Regions from separate parts of the Mus musculus genome. Here region 1 is linked to region 2. The links are chromatin loops, found by intact Hi-C in ENCODE. Cell type or tissue: heart. All regions are shown on one strand. Each heading gives the region's core, and the rest is flanking DNA. Links, peaks and the distances in the headings are about the cores only.

The links. Hi-C counts contacts between places; a loop is a spot of excess contacts. Peaks named below come from ENCODE experiments on the same cell type or tissue, not always from the same donor. Only the 100,000 strongest peaks of a DNase experiment are listed, where the experiment ranks them.
Region 1: it touches region 2 in a loop (2.5-fold over the local background); 9 of 42 quality-filtered maps call a loop at or near these places.

What each region holds. Positions count from the first base shown.
Region 1 is chr6:49,926,923-49,936,028 of GRCm38, reverse strand. No RefSeq gene overlaps it. Among named protein-coding and RNA genes, the nearest start is that of Npy, 110 kb to the right of the region's middle. In heart, for the core only: a CTCF peak has its summit at 5,772; no DNase peak of the experiment used is centred there.
Region 2 is chr6:50,531,699-50,540,804 of GRCm38, reverse strand. It overlaps Gm31279 (a long non-coding RNA gene), which reads right to left. Exons shown (of 4, transcript XR_377652.4): 2 at 7,339-7,515; 3 at 4,923-5,032; 4 at 2,790-3,870. Gm26289 (a small nucleolar RNA gene) reads left to right here and starts at 771; the gene lies at 771-901. It overlaps Gm38806 (a long non-coding RNA gene), which reads right to left and starts at 48. Exons shown (of 3, transcript XR_869064.2): 1 at 1-48. In heart, for the core only: a CTCF peak has its summit at 4,010 (motif pointing right); a DNase peak (open chromatin) is centred at 4,154.

The DNA of each region.
Region 1 (9,106 bases), core at 815-8,814, 600 kb after region 2:
TCTTAGGATTCTACAGAGTCCTTCTCAGAAAGAAGAAGCTCACATTTTTTGATCATTGCTTCAATACATTTGCTAATCAGAGATGAACTGGGTCTCTTTCAGCAATACAAGTCCATGATTCTAAACTAGGTACAATCTGAGAAATTCAGAGAGAAATAAAATATCAAATACAGGCAGGCCATATGTTCTTGTGAAGTTTACCATAAGCAATGACCAAGAAATTTGAAGATAGTGATTTTTTCATGCTTGTGCTTTGAGACACGTTAGAATCCTCTAGAGAATGTAAATTAAACGAAACAACAAGCCCATTTTTGTAGGGTGGGATCACAACTGGATCTCCAGTCCTTGGGGGCTTCTACAGGCTGCCAGGTTGAGAAGCACTGACTGGTCAAAATTTTATTTAAAGGGATATAATACTATCGAATAGTATTTTAGCCATATGAAAACTTTAATAAAAGTTTGAACAACTAATACCCACATGCTGTATGCGAAACAACTATCCTCGCTTCTTTATAAGAGTATAGAGACTCAGGGTAGGGAAAGCAGAAAAGTGAAGCAGCAATTTTTGTTTTATTTGATTGTTTTGTTTTGTTTTGTTTGGATGTCAGCCTAAAGAAAAGGCAAAAATGGCTGGTATGACAATTTCCTGAAAAATACTGGTTTTTAGAATCCCTTATTGAAAAAAACTTAAAATAGTTTTCTCTAACAGAAATAAATTGATAAGCATCTTCATCCTTCCGCCATCTATCTCTGTATACATCATTTCCTCGAAGAAGTACGGACTGTGCTTTGTAACTTGTTTTTGCACTCTGGCGTGTTGTGAGCATTCTTCTTTGTCAATAAAAGCATTCCTTCGCCACAGCTGATGAGAACTCCATGAACAAAACCACACGTTGTGCTTCCTTCAGTCTTCCTCTTTACACACCCAGGTAAGGCACACACTTATTTACACACTTAGGCAAGGCACTGAGTCATTTTCACACCTAGGTAAGGTACAAGTTTATTTACACATTTTTATAGACCTATACAATGTTATTTACACACCTAGGTAAGGCACAAGTTTACTTACATACATATGTAAGGCACAGGTTACTCACATGCCTAGGTAAGAAACAGGTTATTTACAGGGTAGATTTGATTAGAAAACAACATTGTTTCCTTAATATCTCCAACAGTCATTTCCTACAAGTGAATTTAACATGGAATGTTTACTAGTTTATTGGTATCTATTTCTTAGTGTGCATAGTTTTTTTAAATATAACCTGAGATCTGGGTATAAAAGATCAAGCTAGGTTGGATATTTGGATATTTTACTCTCTCTCTCCCTCCTCCCTCTCCCTCTCCCTCTTCTCCCTCTCCTCCCTCTCCCTCTCCTCCCTCTCCTCCCTCTCCTCCCTCTCCCTCTCTTCCCTCTCTCTCTCCCCCTCCCTCTCCCCCTCTCTCAACTAGATTTCTGTGGTTAAATTAATGTGAACCAGCTTATACTTAGACACAAAATTTTCTTGGGAGCTTTAATATTGTCTTGAGTTCTGCATGTAGGTATATGAAACCATAGTATTAAACAGTAAGAATTTGTACCTGTAAAACTTACACAGGTAAAACTCTAAAATAGTGCTATATAAATAAATTTATTGTTTAGTATAAAGGACGATTAGGAATAGAACACATCAAAGTTGCAGGAAAATGTTTGTAAAAAGTAAAAATGAGAATAAAATATTTTCTTAAAAAAATCTCTGATGACAAAGTGTGTTAGTGTGTGTGTGTGTGTGTGTCTGTGTGTGTGTGTGTGTGTGTGTGTATGTGTGTGTAAGAGAGGGGGAGAGACAGAGACAGAGACAGAGAGAGACAGAGAGAGATCCATATGGAATTGGAATTGTGTCAAACAACCAAACAACCTTGCAAAGGAAACAGGCAGCACAGGGAAGAAGCAGCTCCAGAAGACAGCAGTGTGGCGGGCTCTGGATCCTGACAGTCAGTGGGAAAGACACACCAAGACAAAGCAGAGAGTAGCATGGCGCTTACCAGTGACTCTGGAGAAAAGGGAAGCTGGTTAGGACAGACACAGCCACAGCTAGAGGAAGGCGTGTGCTCAAGTGAGCTATGACAGAAGAGCCATTACAGTTCCCAGGATAGCAGGGCTCCAGTACCCAGAGGGAGCAGAAAGGGTTCCAAATAGTTCATCATAAAGGAATAACAGATGGAATGCTGGGTAAGATGATGATAATAATAATAATAACAACAATAGTGATGATAATAATAAAAGTAATGACGGATGGGATGATGGGTAAGCTAATAATAATAATAATAATAATAATAATAATAATAATGACAAGTGGAATAAAGGATAATCTAAGACTGATGATTTGATGATAATAGAATGTACAATGTGTCAAAACATTACCCTGTGCCTCATAATATTTTATAGTAATTATCTGTCAGTTAAAATTGTGCTTTTATCCGCATGGTCTCTTTCCTCGCCATCTTGGATTCAAACCTGGTAACACTCCTCCTAAGTGAAAATTTATTAAATGAAAAACAATTTTCTTGTATTTTTGCTTTATTTTAACTAAATTTTTAAAAATATTGATTGATTGATTGATTGATTGGTTGATTTATGTTTCTGTGGATGATTTGGCTAGCATGCATGTGGGGGGTAAATGACAGTTTCTTTTTATCTTTTCTTAAAGAAAACTAGTTTTTAAAAATATCTTATATAAATAAGTTGTATTTAATTTTTTAAAAATTATTGCTTTTTTATTGATATTTTTAATATAATCACATCGTTTCTCCCTTCTTTTTTCTCCCTCCAAGTTTTTCCATATACCCCTCCTTTCTCTCCTTCAAACTCATATCCTCTTTTTCATTAGTTGTTGTCACATCCATATATATATATATATATATATATATATATATGTGTGTGTGTGTGTGTGTGTGTGTGTGTGTGTATACATACATATTCCTAAACACATCTGCTTAGTCTGCATAGCCTCATGTGCATGTATGTTTTCGGGGCTGACCATTTGGCATGGGATAACCAATCAGTGTGTTCTCTGGAGGAGACTCTTCCTCCCAGTCTCAGCCTCTAGTAGTTGCCTGTAGTTCTTAGTGTAGGAAGAAGGCCTCATGGAGTCTTCACACCAGACTCACATCCACCTTAGCATGTCTGTTAGTGTCATCTTTGTTCAACTCATGTTTAGAAGGCCATGTTGGTGAGACTATGTGTGCAGCTTCCGACATTTCTAAAAGACTCACTATCACAGCCAACTCCCTGATCCTTTGGTTTTTTACACTCTTCCCACCCCCTCTTCTGAAATATCCCTGACCCTTAGGTGCCAGAGTTGTTTGGTAGATGTATCCATGGGACTGGCTGAGTTCCACAAGTCTGCATTCAGATTGGCTGTAGTTTTCTCTAGTGATCTCTGTTTGTTGCAAAGAGTAGTTTCCTTGGTGAGAGGTGAACACTACACTTATCTGCCGTATAAGAATAAATATTTAGAATGTAGTAAGAATCATACGGGTTTAGTAAAGTGGTGGTTGTGGGCTTTCCTCCGAGATCCATGACTCCTCCAGCCCTGGACAGTTGGCTAGGCTCCCAGTTCCAAGCATGGTTTTTCTTCTTCTTAAGAGGAAGTCCAATTAGAGAGCTGTTGGTTATCTCCAAGGTATGCGTGCCACTACTGCACTCTCAGGTTAGCTTGCCGTGCTGGTCACTGTTGTGGTTCATCGTTACCATGGCTGGGTACAAAGGCTGGTTGATTCCTTCCTTTGGAAACCTGCATGGCAGCTTCTGGTGCCATGGAAGCTAGGGCAGAGGACAACTTTGGAGGGTCAGTTCTCACCTAGCATTGATTTAGTTTGCTTTGTTTTGTTTGAGATGGAGTCTCACTCTGTAATCCAGGCTAACTGGAATTTGAGATCCCCCTGTTTCCGAAGTGCTGGGAGCACAGGCATAAACTGCCACACTGGGTTTCATCCATTTTTAGTGAAATAAAAGATTACTTTAGGGGCTGGAGAGATGGCTCAGCGGTTAAGAGCACTGACTGCTCTTCCAGAGGCTCCGTGTTCAATTCCCAGCACCTACATGGTGGCTCACAACCTTCTATAATGGGATCCAATGCCCTCTTCTGGTGTGTCTGAAGACAGCTACAGTGTACTCATATACATTAAATAAATAAATAAATAAATAAATAGTCTAATCTAACCTCAAGTCAAGATATATGACCAGTGCTCACAGATGAAAACACTTCAGCAGGATGCTTTAGGAGGTGGGTGGTTGTTTAAGTGATACACAATGGGAAAATAATAAATGCAATTTGTAGATCAAACGAGGCAAAGGGAAAGAAAAGGGCGGGTGGTGGGTGTAGAAGGGTACAGGGTAAAAAAAGGAGACAGTGAATGGTTGAATCCGATGATGCTTTGGGGCTTTTCAATGCACTCAAACTACACTGAATAATAAAAAAGAAGCAGAGGAACGTCACTTTGGAGAGTCCTAAGGTGGTTCAGGAAAACATGCAAAAGCTTTCCATGCAGACCTCAAACTGAGGAGCCACGGCCTGCACACCCTGTCTGTCCCCTTTGCTCCCTGAATAGAAACTGTTATGTCAAGTGAACAGAGTGAGCCCTTAGAGGGATACCATAGCATCAGCCTAGGATTTCTCACGGAGTGCTTCATTGCTGTTCATTTTATTTTAACAAAACAATCATTATGCCAAAAATTAGGTAGACATGCCACTGTCTGAAAACAAGTTTAACTTTCCAGAACATTGGGAGGAACTACAATGCCTTAACTGGAAATCTCTCTGTCATGTACGTCTGTACAAATACCCCGGTGTCTGGAACGAGGCATGAGTCGTTCAGAAATGAGGAATGTGGTTTGGGATATGTCACTTGTATGGGTCATTTCACTCTCTTGGATAAAGCCCAGGACTCTTTCATAATGAGACTGCGTTTTAATTTTTCTAATTTTAATTTCCATTAAGGAGACAATTTACGGGTAACTCAGAGATGTATGCAGTACAGGATGGATTTCAGATAACTGTGGGATGCAGAATGCACACACAAAAACGGTTACAGAGAAGCATTGTGGCTATTACATTTGTCATGGGTCTCAGAATGCCACAATCGCTCACTGGTGTGTAGCCCCTTTGATGATCACAGCTCCATCATATTCACAGGCATTTACATATTTACAGATGTAAGCATTCCGTTTGTTAGAGCATGGGAAACTTTTGACATTAGGAAGTAAACATGCCTTAGATATGACTTGCTAATTGCTTGGCGTTGGCTGTTAAGCAGCCAGCAGCATCTTTTGAGAGGGAATGAGGGGCAAGGGTGAATGCAGTGCTCAATAGACTAGACTACATCTTCCAAGTGGAGCAAACCTCGGGTCCTCTCATGTTTAAGTCATATTACTATACGCTTAGCACCTCAACCAAGTCAGAAACAGAGGGAAGCAAGAAAGAGTAATTTTAATTTTGCCGCCAAGTATGTGGGAAATAGAAAACAATATATATTTTAAAAATACATGAGAAGAGAACCTTAGAGAGACTCTAAAAATGGAGCACACTTTTTGGAGTTCTTTAAACACCCCAGCAACCACAACCAAAGCTCAAAGGGGAGAGAAACCTTCGATGATTTTTTTTTTTTTTTTGGATGACAAAGGTGGGGGCCGGAGGGCAGAGCATAAGGAAAGTTGTGGCTAGCTTCTCTGCAGTTTCCTGTGAATTTATTGGGTGTGTGCTCTCCGCTCTGTCATACATTATGCACTCCCTCTAGTGTCAGAGTTTGTATATGATCCTGAACCTAGTTTGACAAAGTGTTGCTGTAGACATTAGAACAGAGTTCAGGCTCCTAATTATGCCATATTTCAAAGATATTAAAGGCCACCCAATAGCACAAAGAGCAGCCCTCTGTGAAGTCTCCCGGCTCAGAAAGGATGCATATTTTAACCTGTGCTATAGAGAGACTCTTCATAGCCCTTTCTCCTCTTCCTCCTCCTCCTCCATAAATAAGCCCAGTGCTTTATTAAGGTTTTAAAGTCCTTTAATAAACCGAAGTATTTATTACATTCTAAATTCTCCAGCAAAAAGAAACCCCTGCACAAATTCAAATGACCCACCGTACGTGAGGGACATCTCAGTTAGGAAGTCAAGCCTGCAGACATGTGAAATGTATTGCGGAGATTTTGTTTGCGTTCACTACCTGGCTGTCTCCCCAGCCTTTCAGGAACCAGAAATTAAGATGCACATCACAAAATCTGCCCATGCTAGGTCCCCTCTTTCTCCTCCCTGGCTCTTCCATCTCTTTTCCTCCCAATGCAGAGGCCAGTAGGAAAGTTGACAGATACCAAATCTTAGCAGCCGGGGGTGGGGGTGGGGGGTGGGGGTGGGGGTGGGGTGGGGGGGTGGGGGTGGGGTAGGGGTGGGGTGGGGGGGTGGGGGCTGGATGACCTGCAGCTAACCCCCATCTCCTCCTAGTGGCTTAGGAAAAGCCATGCGACCTTATTCTGGCCAATGACACACATTAGGGGAAAATTTTCACTCCTCCAGGCAAGCCTCCAGAAACTATACTTTATTCTATTTCATTTTATTTGGACGTGTGCCGATGTAAAGCCTTGGACTATGGCGGATGTCCTGTCACTCAGCATGAGGAAGAGGTGGATGTAGTGCTTATTTGGGGTACAGGAGGGCGCTGTGGCCGAAGCGTATGGAGAACCACATTCTAGAGCTCACTTTCTGACTGGACCTATTGGTATACACACCACTTATAGGCTATACATAGCACTGTTCAAGCCAGCTTGTGATTTTTATTGCTTCTAGTTTCACATTTTAATTCTTGTCATATTTAAGAAAGCCATCCTCTGATATTGAAAACCCAATTTACATATAAACCCAATTGTACACTCAGCCTCCTGCTGTTCTAGAAAACACAGTAGAGGACAACGGTCAGTTAGTGAAGGCTGTGTCCATTATGTACTATTCTATACAAATCACCCCAAATTCAATAGCTCAAATGGTTGTAATTAACATTTATTCTCTCAGCATTTCTGTGACCTAGGACTCAGAAGCTGCCTGGCTTTGTGGCTTCTGTGAAAGCATCCACAGGAGACAGATTTATCTGACAGCTTGACAGTTTTTGTCTGTGGCTGTTAGGGTGTCCCCAGGACATGACAACTGACTTCTCTCAGGAACCATTCTCCTCTGATTTTCAGAAACCACAGGACATGGTTCTTCACTATGTTTCACTCATTAGAATGGAGTTTCTGAGTTTGGGGGGGGGAGGGAGAGGAGGAGGAAGAAGAAGAGAAGGAGGAAGAGGAGGAAGAGGGGGAAGAGGAGGAAGAGGAGGAGGAAGAGGAGGAAGAAGTCTAATAAAATTTTAATGCACTTTAAATTTTAAGTATTCTTTAATTAATAAATTTTATTATGGATTATATTTAGGTTTACAGAAAATTTTATGAGAAGGTACATGGCTCCCATGAGCCCCCTGTCCTCACACACAGTCTCTCCTACCACCAGCATCCACACCCAGGGAACTTATTTGTCATAATCAGTGAACCTTTCCTGACCCATCATTTTTGTCCAAAGTCTACGGTCCACATTGGGTTGGTCCTGTGGAGTCCATGGGTGTATGACATTTAGTCACCATTTACCTTTGTAATATCATACAAAATAGGTTCGTTGCTCTAAAAATTCTCCACTCTGCCTCAGTAACTTTTATATCCCACAATCCTTGACATGCATGGATCTTTTTGCTGAGTCATCGTGTACTCCTTTCCAGACTGTTGGCTGGCTGGTATCAAGCCACTAATATTTTTCTCAGGTTGCCTTCCCTCTCTTAAAAAGATGCATTTGAGCTTTCTCTGTTTCTTTTCCCAAAGTATGAGGTCATTCCTTTATATGCTAAGTCCTATCCACTGGCTGAACGTATCACAGTTTATTTCTCTATGCATCTACTGAAGGTCAGCTGGATTGCCTCCAAGGGATGGTGTTTAATTTTCTAACAAACAGCCAATCCGTCTTTCCAAGTGGCTGTGTCTTCATTTGCAGTTGACTGTGTTTTGGATTTGGATATTTTGCATAGTTGCATCTCATTCTTTTAATTTGCAATTTTCTCCTCTCGCATTAGGTTACATTTGCTTCATTTGCTCACTGGCTGGCTGCGCACCTTTGCTGAAGTGTCTGTTCAGGTGCTATTACGGTTTTTAAATTGGTTTAAAATTTTCCCTATTGTTGAATTTTAGGTGTTATTTGAATATTGGGGAAAACAGCTTTAATTAGCTCTTCTGCTTGTTGCTCTTGGAGTCAAGAGTCACTGTGTAACCTAATTAGCTCCAAACTCACCCCCCTCCTGCTTTGGCCTCCCCAGTATGGCCTTTGGAGTGGTTCTAGACCATCTTCAGCTTTGGAATAAAGAGCACAGCTTTGTCAGATGTGCTCTTTTGAGGAATTGCCTCTCCCAGCCTGACACCTGTTTTCTCCTTGTTCTGACACAGCCACTTCTGAAGCAGCACTTTTCAGTGAAGTTCAGCTTCTCAAAGAAACGCCATGCTGTACCCAGGCCATTTAGACTTTCTCCTGCATTGTCTCCCAGCAGTTTTCAGTCCTCCCTGACAGTGAGAGGATTGTAAACTGTGACACCTTCAGCTGTCAGTCTGGACTTATCTAACCCCGGGTGCCTGGTGGTTTCAGCACTGTTTCCTGAAGAGATGTCTTTTTTTTTTTTATATAGTATTGCCATTTTCAGATTCCAAATATAGACTCTTTTCTGCCAAGGAGACCTATTGGTCTCCTCTTTTACTACCTTTGTGACACAAAAGAGTCCTATTTGGTTCTAAGATGGAGTTTGAGTAACAAGAAGCCTTGAGTTTTCAATAAATGACGATGGCACAAATTGATGATGATGATGATGGTGATGATAAACAACCCACAAGATTGTTGTTTTGGAATGAGTTAAATTTACAATAGCTGCTATATATCCAAAAGAGATGTCTTAATGACTGTTGGCTACAAGCCTGGAGCTGGGCTGGCACGGTGATGTGTATGTGGTATTGAAAGCCTGAGGACAAGACTGCACTGTGGAGGAGATAAAATGGCAAGAGAAGATA
Region 2 (9,106 bases), core at 794-8,793:
GAGATCCAAATGCTGTCCAGCCAGCCAACAGCTACCGCAGTGTAAGGGCAGGAGGCAGCCCCAGCCAGTGCTGGAAGTGGGCAGGTCAATGATCCCACAGTGGTGAGGTCATTTTCAAGTACATTTTAAATAAGACATAGCATTTCCAAAAGAGAGTGGGCAAAATGAGTTACCCAGTGAAGAACTGTCAATAGAAATGAGGAAGGGGACATTATGGGCTGAAGTGCAGCTCAGCTTGCAGAATGCTCACCCAGTGTGCACAGCAGCTGGGATTTGATGGACAGCAGCACATAGACCAGTGTGGCTGAGAGTGGTGCAGGCAGAAAGCTTAGGATGTCAAAGGCACCTTCTGCACCTTCACAAGGTCAGTGATGTAGGATAACCAAGGATGTAGGAAACACTGAGACAGTCAGAGACACAGACGAGGAGACAAAGGTGTGTGTGTTAAAGAAGGGAGTGGGGAGGCAAGCTGCTTCTCAGGAAGCTGGGGCAGACTGCTTCAAAAAATATTTTTTGTTTCATGTACATTAGTGTTTTGCCTGTATGAGAGTGTCAGATCCTCTAGAACTGAAGTTACAGTTTTGAGCTGCCATATGGGTGCTGGAAATGGAACCCTGGTCCTCTAGAATAACAACTGATGCTCTTAGCCACTAAGCCATCTCTCCAGCCCAGACTGCCTCAAATTTATGGCCAGCATGGGCTACATAGTTGCAGGTCAGCCAAAGCAGAGATACACATAAAACAACAAAAAAACAAAACAACAAAAAAGCCCTGCCCCTGGAGGCATTGTAGGTGTGGCTGCTACATCACCTGTGTGTCATGGGTGACAGAGGGGAGAGAGGCTATGTCTATGCTCAGTGTGTTGACATATGGATATCTGAATGATCAGTAGACTAACATTCTCTGGAACAAAAGCAAGCCTGAGACAACCACCAGTCTGGCACCAGGCAGGCCTAGACGGGTGACCAGGATGGGAAGCAGGCCAAAGACTAGAAGAACCCCACCTAGGAACACAGGCCCCAGGCAGGGGTGACCCTAAGACAGAGGCCACTTGGATGGGCCAGTAAAGGAGTGAGCCTGAAATGACCACCAGACTGGCACCAGGAGGCCTGATAGGGAGCTAGCCTGAGATGATTATGAGTCTGGTAGCCCCCTACCCCCAAACCTGGGGGAGGCAGACCACGCTGGAGATGACCCCTGCCAGGCACTATACTGCATGAGTAGAACATAGCACTCCTGAGATTACCTGAAACAACCCCAGACACTCAGAGACCCTGGGTGCCATGAAGTGGAGCAAGTAAGTGGTAGAGCAATGGGAGAGAAAGAGAGAAGAACATGGGCACAACAAAGAGAGGTAGGGCTGGAAACTTGAGGGTAATAAGGAACAGCCAGATGCCAGTAGCTGGTGATGCAACCTAGGATCATGGTGGGGTCCTGTGCTAACACTGGGGGTCACATCTGGGTCCGAGGCCCTGCAGTAGGAGGGATCTGTCACAACCAAAGGCCAGGTGGATGTCCCTGGTCTGGGCTGCCACTAAGGACACGTTGATGTCAGAGGGCTAAGCAGAGCTAGCCTCACCCTTCACCTGGGCATTGTGGGAGAGCTGGCCCTAGAGGCCTGAGAGCAGGAGAGCAGACCCCGCCCAGAGCCAGCCACAGTACTCAGGGGCCCAAACAGTGCAGGAGTTGGGGGTTAGCAGGCTCTAAGGATGCTAGCACATGGTAGGGCTGGCCCTACCGCTACCTGTCTCCCTGACGTGGTGTGGATGAGAGGGAGATACTTTTTTCCCACCTTGCCCCTCACCACCTGCAGAAGTCAGGATACCTGGCCCTGGACTCGTGAGAGCAGGGGAGCTGACCCTGTCTTTCACCAGCTGTAGTACAGCCCTGCACCTCACGTGGAACTGACCAAGATGACAGGAGTATGGGTGAGCCAGCCCTGAGGATGTGAGCATGGGAGAGTTAGCTCTGCCTTCCACCCGATGCATCAGTTGGGAGAGCAGGCCCTGAACCTTGCCTGGGCAGCATAGCAGAGCTGGTCCCCGATGTGAAGGTTGCAGGTGAGCTGGCCCTGCGCCTTGTCTGCTGGGCACTGGAGAGTAAGAAGGAATGACACCTTCTTCCCCTCCCCCACATCTATGGCTGATGAGAAATCTGGCCCTCAGGATTATGCGTGGGAGAGCTAGCCATGTTCCTAGCTGGCTGTAGCACTCAGGGCAGCAGTCCCTGCACCTCACCTGGGCACCTAGAGCTGGCACTGGTTGTGGGGGTTGAGGGTGAGCTAGCCCCAAGGGCATGAGAGCCCAGCAGGCAGGATGACCATCTCCGATGCCCCTCAGGCCCAGATCCAGGGCTTTCAATTGGTCCATCCCAATATCTACCCCATCATTGATCTGCTGGAGTGCAGGAAGGGGCTGGTTCTACAGATCCAAAACTACAGGATCTCCATGACACAGGGCAACAGCAGGATATCTGAGAGGCGTCCCAGTGAGGTTCCAGTGTAGATAGAGAGGCAGAAGGCAGGAGCTTCGTGCCAGACCAACGAGTCGTTGCAATGAGCATTTCAAACAAAGAAGTGTGGACAAAAGCGAATGCTGTGGGCATGCCAACACTATAGCTTCCACACAAGTTTTCTCTCTGTTGCAGGAAAAGGTTGTGGGGGGGGGCAGGTATGGGGAAGGGGGAGATGAGTGGGATTGGCATGCATGATGTGAAGTTCACAAAAAAAAATCAATAAAATGTTAAAATCTAAAACAAAATCAGAACAACAAGATAAGAACAACCCCATTCAACAGTGTTATTTAATTTCCAATAGAGAAGACATTGCAATCATTTAAGGAGTTAGGGAGGTCACACTTAGAACTGATCCAGGTGGCCTTTTCTTCCTAGTACAGAGCCGTCTGCCTTGGCTTCTGAGAGGTGCCTGGTCCCATGTTGCATGGACGTGGGACATCCAGGTGACCCACAGGGCTGACAAAGCTGCGATCACATTGTCAACCCATCAGCTGGAATCTACTCAGTAGTAATAAGATTCCCCAAAGCTTGGCTTGCTGGGCTCTGTCATCCAGCATCCATGGAAGAACTCCCAGGAGTTCTCAGCATTCTCAACCTACCTGAGTCTTCTCAGTCTTACCCACCAGGATGCTCCTGCAGAAAGGAGGTCAGGCCTCCCAAAGGGCTACCTGGGGCTGAAGTCGACTGTGGACTTCTGTGTCACTATTTTTAGTGTGCCTGCAGGTGTGCCCACACGTGTGACTTGTGTACTCATACATGTGTGTCCTTGTGTACATGCACGTGTATGCTCAATTTTATATGTGTGCAGTGCATGTCTACACATGTACTTCAGTCTCAAATGCCAGTTCACAGGTGCGGAACGCCTTGACTTTTGGACACAGGCTTTCTTTCCAAAGGCCATCGAGGTTGAAACGCACCTGTCTAGCTGGATGGTGGAGGCACATGCCTTTAATCAGGAGGACGATGAGGGGATCTCAGTGAGGTCTGGGTCAGCCCGATCTGCAGAGTGAGTTCTAGGATAACCAGGGCTCAATAGAGAAACCCTGTCTCAACCCCTCCAATAAAAGGAGGTGTATCTGTCGCCATCTCAAAGTGCCAGGTGACAAGCTTCTCCTTGGAATAAACTCAGATCTATCGTAGGAAGCAGGCACTGAATGGACAGACAGAGTTGTTGTCTCAGGCTCCGAGTGCTTCTGAATCTCACTCAGGCTGTAGATGTCACACTCTTGACTTGTAGCCCAGCCAACTCTCATTAAGGTCAGGAGGGCCAGGAACAGCAGTGTGTCTATTCAGCAGTCTATGCAGCTTCTTCCAGGGGGTTTCCCAGGGCAGCCAAAGGATGAAGGTATTTTGCTCCTTTAGTATGGCATGCATGAGGAAAAGGAAAGACAACATCACGTTAGGTAGGTGTACCAGTGGAAGCTCCTCCCATCCCTCATTAGTATGCGTTAAAGCAGGGACCCCAGCAAACTAGCTACACTAACGTGGTACTGCTATAGAACCACCACACGGGGGCAGTACAACATCAGTTTCTGACGGATTGCAGGACCAGCTGCCTTCCTGCCTTCCTTATTGGCAAGGACTGGGGTTTCTGTGCTCTCCAAACCTTCCTCCCTATTTCCTCACAAGGGACTATCGGGAGCACTAGCTACACAGCGTCCCAGTGCCTCCAAAAGAGCCAGCAGGGAGCACTGTCTGCACAGACCCTCAATGCCTCCCATAGGGCCAGCAGGGAGCACTTCACAGCTCCTCACCGCTGTGCACAAGGGAGGAACTTGATGCTCAGGCCAATTCCAGATGTGAGTCACAGGAAATAATTACTGCACATATGGGTGCCCAGCTTTCTTCTCTCCAACAGAGAGGACTTCTGATTCATGGGGAATATGTGGTTGCTATGAGCCGCCATGTCACTTCTCTCAGATTTGGGCACTAAGATTTGGGGGTGGGGGTGGGGTGGAATGGGGTTTGTTTTTTAAAGAGAGTGTCATGAATTCTAGACTGGCCTCAAACTCTCTATGTTAGAAGATGACCTTGACGGTCTGGTTCTCTTATCTCCACCCCCACAATCTTAGGATTCTGGCCATGAACCACCTGACTTGATTTGATGCTGGCCAAGAACCCAGGGACTCCAGCAGGCTAGGCACACTGAGTGATAGCACTAGGCCTGTTGGTTTTCTTCAAAGATTTTTGGGATACAACTGGGGTGCACTGATGCTTGAGTGTACATTTATTAGAAGGGGAGGTGGGCATTGTGGGTATAGTGTGGTAAGTGGATGTGTAACACTGCAGGCTCCCCTCCCCCTTCCCTATCCCCCCTCCCCCACCCCGCCTTTAGCAGCACACTGCCACTGAAGCCTCGAAGGCTCAGGACTGACTTCTTGGTTTCCAGTCCCAATGGCACCGCTTACCAGTATGAGATCTCGGCCATGTTAGCGAACCTCCGTCCTCGTGCAGCCCATGTTACACAGAAAGTGAAGTCACTACTTGGTCACGTGAGAGCGGGTCCCCTCTGAGAGCCCTGGTGTCAGAAGCCATGCAGTCACGCTGAGCCATTTCCCAGTGGCTGACTCTTCCCCGCCCTGCCCTCTGCATAGGAAAGTTGTTTGGTCTGCGGTGGGCACTCAAATATGGATTGAGCCTGGCTGCCTGTCACTGTCTGAAAACTTCTCAACAAACTATCACATGGGTTCTGCTGCCAGACAGAGTATTTCATATATCACCCAAACTAGGGTGCTGTTAATAATTACAGTGGGAAAACAGTTTAATCCAGGATGGCTCTGGTCAGTGAAGCAGAGTGTATGGTGACCTGTGCTATGACTCTCTGACACAGGAGAAGGAATCAAGACAGCAGGTTCACTAACATGGCCTCTTTGGTTGACGGTTTAGTCTCTGGGAGCTCTTGGGGAGTGGGGGGTTCTGGTTGGTTGATATTGTTGTTCCTCCTTGGGATTGCAAACCCCTTCAGCTCCTCAGTCCTCCTCCTAACTCCTCCATTGGGGCCCCCATGCTCTGTCTGATCATTGGCTGTGAGCATCTGCATCTGTATTGGTCAGGATCTGGCAGATGTCGATTCTTTTACACAAAAATAGTAGGTTATTTTCTGACTTCCACTTGGTGCTCAATTGCCGTCATACATTCCAAGACTGTGTAGTCTGCTTGGACTCAGTAGAGACTTCTACAAATGGTGGCTAGATACCATGGGTTAGTATTATAGAGGTCTTCTGGGGGGTTTTTGGTCTGGGTTTTTTGTTTGTTTGTTCTTGTTTTTTTGCCCAATCTGACTGTTGATGCTAACAGTTCCTGAGAGAAGTACTGAAGTCAGTTTTCATTTAAATGTGTCTCTCGTTGCAGTCCGGCCTGGCTTTGTTTCAGGCACTTGGTACATTCACAGTTATGGTTGTTCTGTTGTCTTGGAGAACTATCCCCTGGTCATTTTGTGGTAGTGGTTCTCCCTGCTAACAGCCATTGTTCTAAAGTCTGCTTATAAGTGTGCTCTTTAAATTCCTTTATTTTATTGTATTTCTTTTATGTCCATGAGTGCTTTGCCTGTATGTCTGTCTGTCTGTGTACTACATCCATACCTGGTGCTTGAGAGTCCAGAAGAGGGCATCAGATCTCCTGGTACTGGAGTTACAGACAATTATAAGCTACCATATGAGGGGAGGGAATTGAACCCAGATGCTGGAGAGGATGTGGAGAAAGAGGAACACTCATCCATTGTTGGTGGGATTGCAAGCTTGTACAACCACTCTGGAAATCAGTCTGGCGGTTCCTCAGAAAATTGGACATAGTACTACCGGAGGATCCAGCAATACCTCTCCTGGGCATATATCCAGAAGATGCCCCAACTGGTAAGAAGGACACATGCTCCACTATGTTCATAGCAGCCTTATTTATAATAGCCAGAAGCTGGAAAGAACCCAGATGCCCCTCAACAGAGGAATGGATACAGAAAATGTGGTACATCTACACAATGGAGTACTACTCAGCTATTAAAAAGAATGAATTTATGAAATTCCTAGCCAAATGGATGGACCTGGAGGGCATCATCCTGAATGAGGTAACACATACACAAAGGAACTCTCACAATATGTACTCACTGATAAGTGGATATTAGCCCAAAACCTAGGATACCGAAGATATAAGATACAATTTGCTAAACACATGAAACTCAAGAAAAATGAAGACTGAAGTGTGGACACTATGCCCCTCCTTAGAAGTGGGAACAAAACACCCTTGGAAGGAGTTACAGAGACAAAGTTTGGAGCTGAGATGAAAGGATGGACCATGTAGAGACTGCCATATCCAGGGATCCACCCCATAATCAGCATCCAAACGCTGACACCATTGCATACACTAGCAAGATTTTATCAAAAGGACCCAGATGTAGCTGTCTCTTGTGAGACTATGCCGGGGCCTAGCAAACACAGAAGTGGATGCTCACAGTCAGCTAATGGATGGATCACAGGGCTCCCAATGAAGGAGCTAGAGAAAGTACCCAAGGAGCTAAAGGGATCTGCAACCCTATAGGTGGAACAACATTATGAACTAACCAGTACCCCGGAGCTCTTGACTCTAGCTGCATATGTATCAAAAGATGGCCTAGTCGGCCATCACTGGAAAGAGAGGCCCATTGGACTTGCAAACTTTATATGCCCCAGTACAGGGGAACGCCAGGGCCAAAAAGGGGGAGTGGGTAGGCAGGGGAGTGGGGGTGGGTGGGTATGGGGGACTTTTGGTATAGCATTGGAAATGTAAATGAGCTAAATACCTAATAAAAAATGGAAAAAAAAAAAACTTCGGGGAATCTTGGAGTCGCCTCACCCTGCTGGAATTGAAGACTTGTCACCTTGTGTCTGTGTCTGGACCGTTCTACCAGACTCCGGAAGGATGAGCACCCGGCCTCTTCTCACGCTCCAACAGCTGGCATCCAGGGACTGGCGAGTAATGAAGACTCCGCCGTCTCTGCTCTGGAGCACCCGCCCAAAGTGTTCTTCAGCCCTGTTCAAGGAGGCCTTCATTAAGAGACGCAGGAAAATTGTGAAGCACATGGTAGCGACTTGGCCCTACCCAAACCTCTATATTGGCCCCTTGATGGACAGCTACCATGTTGATACCTTCCAGGCTGTGTGGGACGGAGTGGATGGGCTGAGTGGCCAGAAGGTTCAGCCTAGGAGCTATAGACTGAAAGAGCTCAATTTGGTGGATGTCAAACATTGACTTCCTGGAAGTATGGATTCCAACACGGGATCTTCTCCGAGTTCCAGAGGAGGAAGAGGAGAAATTTCACACAACAGTGCTGGTGCAACCACTAAGTGTTCATGCTGACTATGTCTTCCTGTTCCCCCTTCTCAAACAGTACCATGAGCACTTCTTTCGGTGGGTTAGGCAGAGATTAAATACAATGCCCTTCTTTTCTTATAATTTGGTACCAAAAAAAGAAATGAAATTGAGACAGGACAAGGTATTGCATTCCTTGGGATATCATGGGATCTGTAGTTACATGCAGGTGGTTTTAAGCCACCTGGCATGGGTGCTCTGAAAGAGCAGTCTGTGCTCTTAACTCTTTAGGCAACTCTCTAGCCTGAAAATAATCATGTTGTGACATGGGCTGGCTTAGAACTCACTGTGTAGACCACTTCCCTCAGCTTCTGCCTATGGAGTGTTGATAGGAGACAGTGCACAGCCATGCCTGGCTTCTTGATGTTTGTTTGTTTGTTTGTTTGTTTGTTTGTTTGTTTTTATGTTCTTTCTTGATGTTTTTGTATGTTTGCCCAGGCTTGACTCAAAGATATGACAACAGTGTTTCTGTCTCTTGTTGTCTTTTTTCATTGGTTATGTTATTTTACATTTCAAATGTTATCCTCTTCTCATTTTCCCTTCCGCAAACCCTCTATTCCATCCCCATAAATACAAACTTCTGTAGCTTAGCGTTAACTCTGTAGCAGTCCATGCAAAATGTCCTTGCAAGCGCACATACCCTATTACCTTCTGCAACTCCCATACCCGGCATTCTGTTACACATGCAGGTTGCTCTCAACAGTTACATAGTAGCAACTTACACAGAAAAGGTTCCTTTCTGCAGCTACACCATTGATGTCAACAGGCAGTTAGCGTTTCCAGTGCCTTTCTTCACAGTCTGAGAACAGCTCTCCCCTGGGGTTAGTTCCCTTGTAAAGCTTGGCAGCTATCAGACCAGGCAGACCGGAACTGCTGTAGGCAAATTCCTGAACTTTCCTCCTTGAGAGACTTGATTCACCTTCATTCTTGAGAGTATGCTGTTGTTCCGACGCCTTTCGACTCTGTGGTTTTTGGAGAGAAAGCCAGGATGGCGGCTCTGTATAGAATGTATTAATTTTTTTACTAGCTGCCCTCAAGATTTCTGTTTGTTTGTTTGTTTCATATATTAAGTGATAAAGTGCCTAGGAACTTTAATTTTATTTTATTATAAAATAATAATAATTCTCAGCTTGGGAATAGCTGAGTCTCCTAATATATACTTACAGGGTTCTTTTTGTGTTTTTGTTTTGTTTTGTTTTTTTAAATCTGCAATTGTTTCACCCATTATTTCTTCAAATATCTTTCTTCTTAT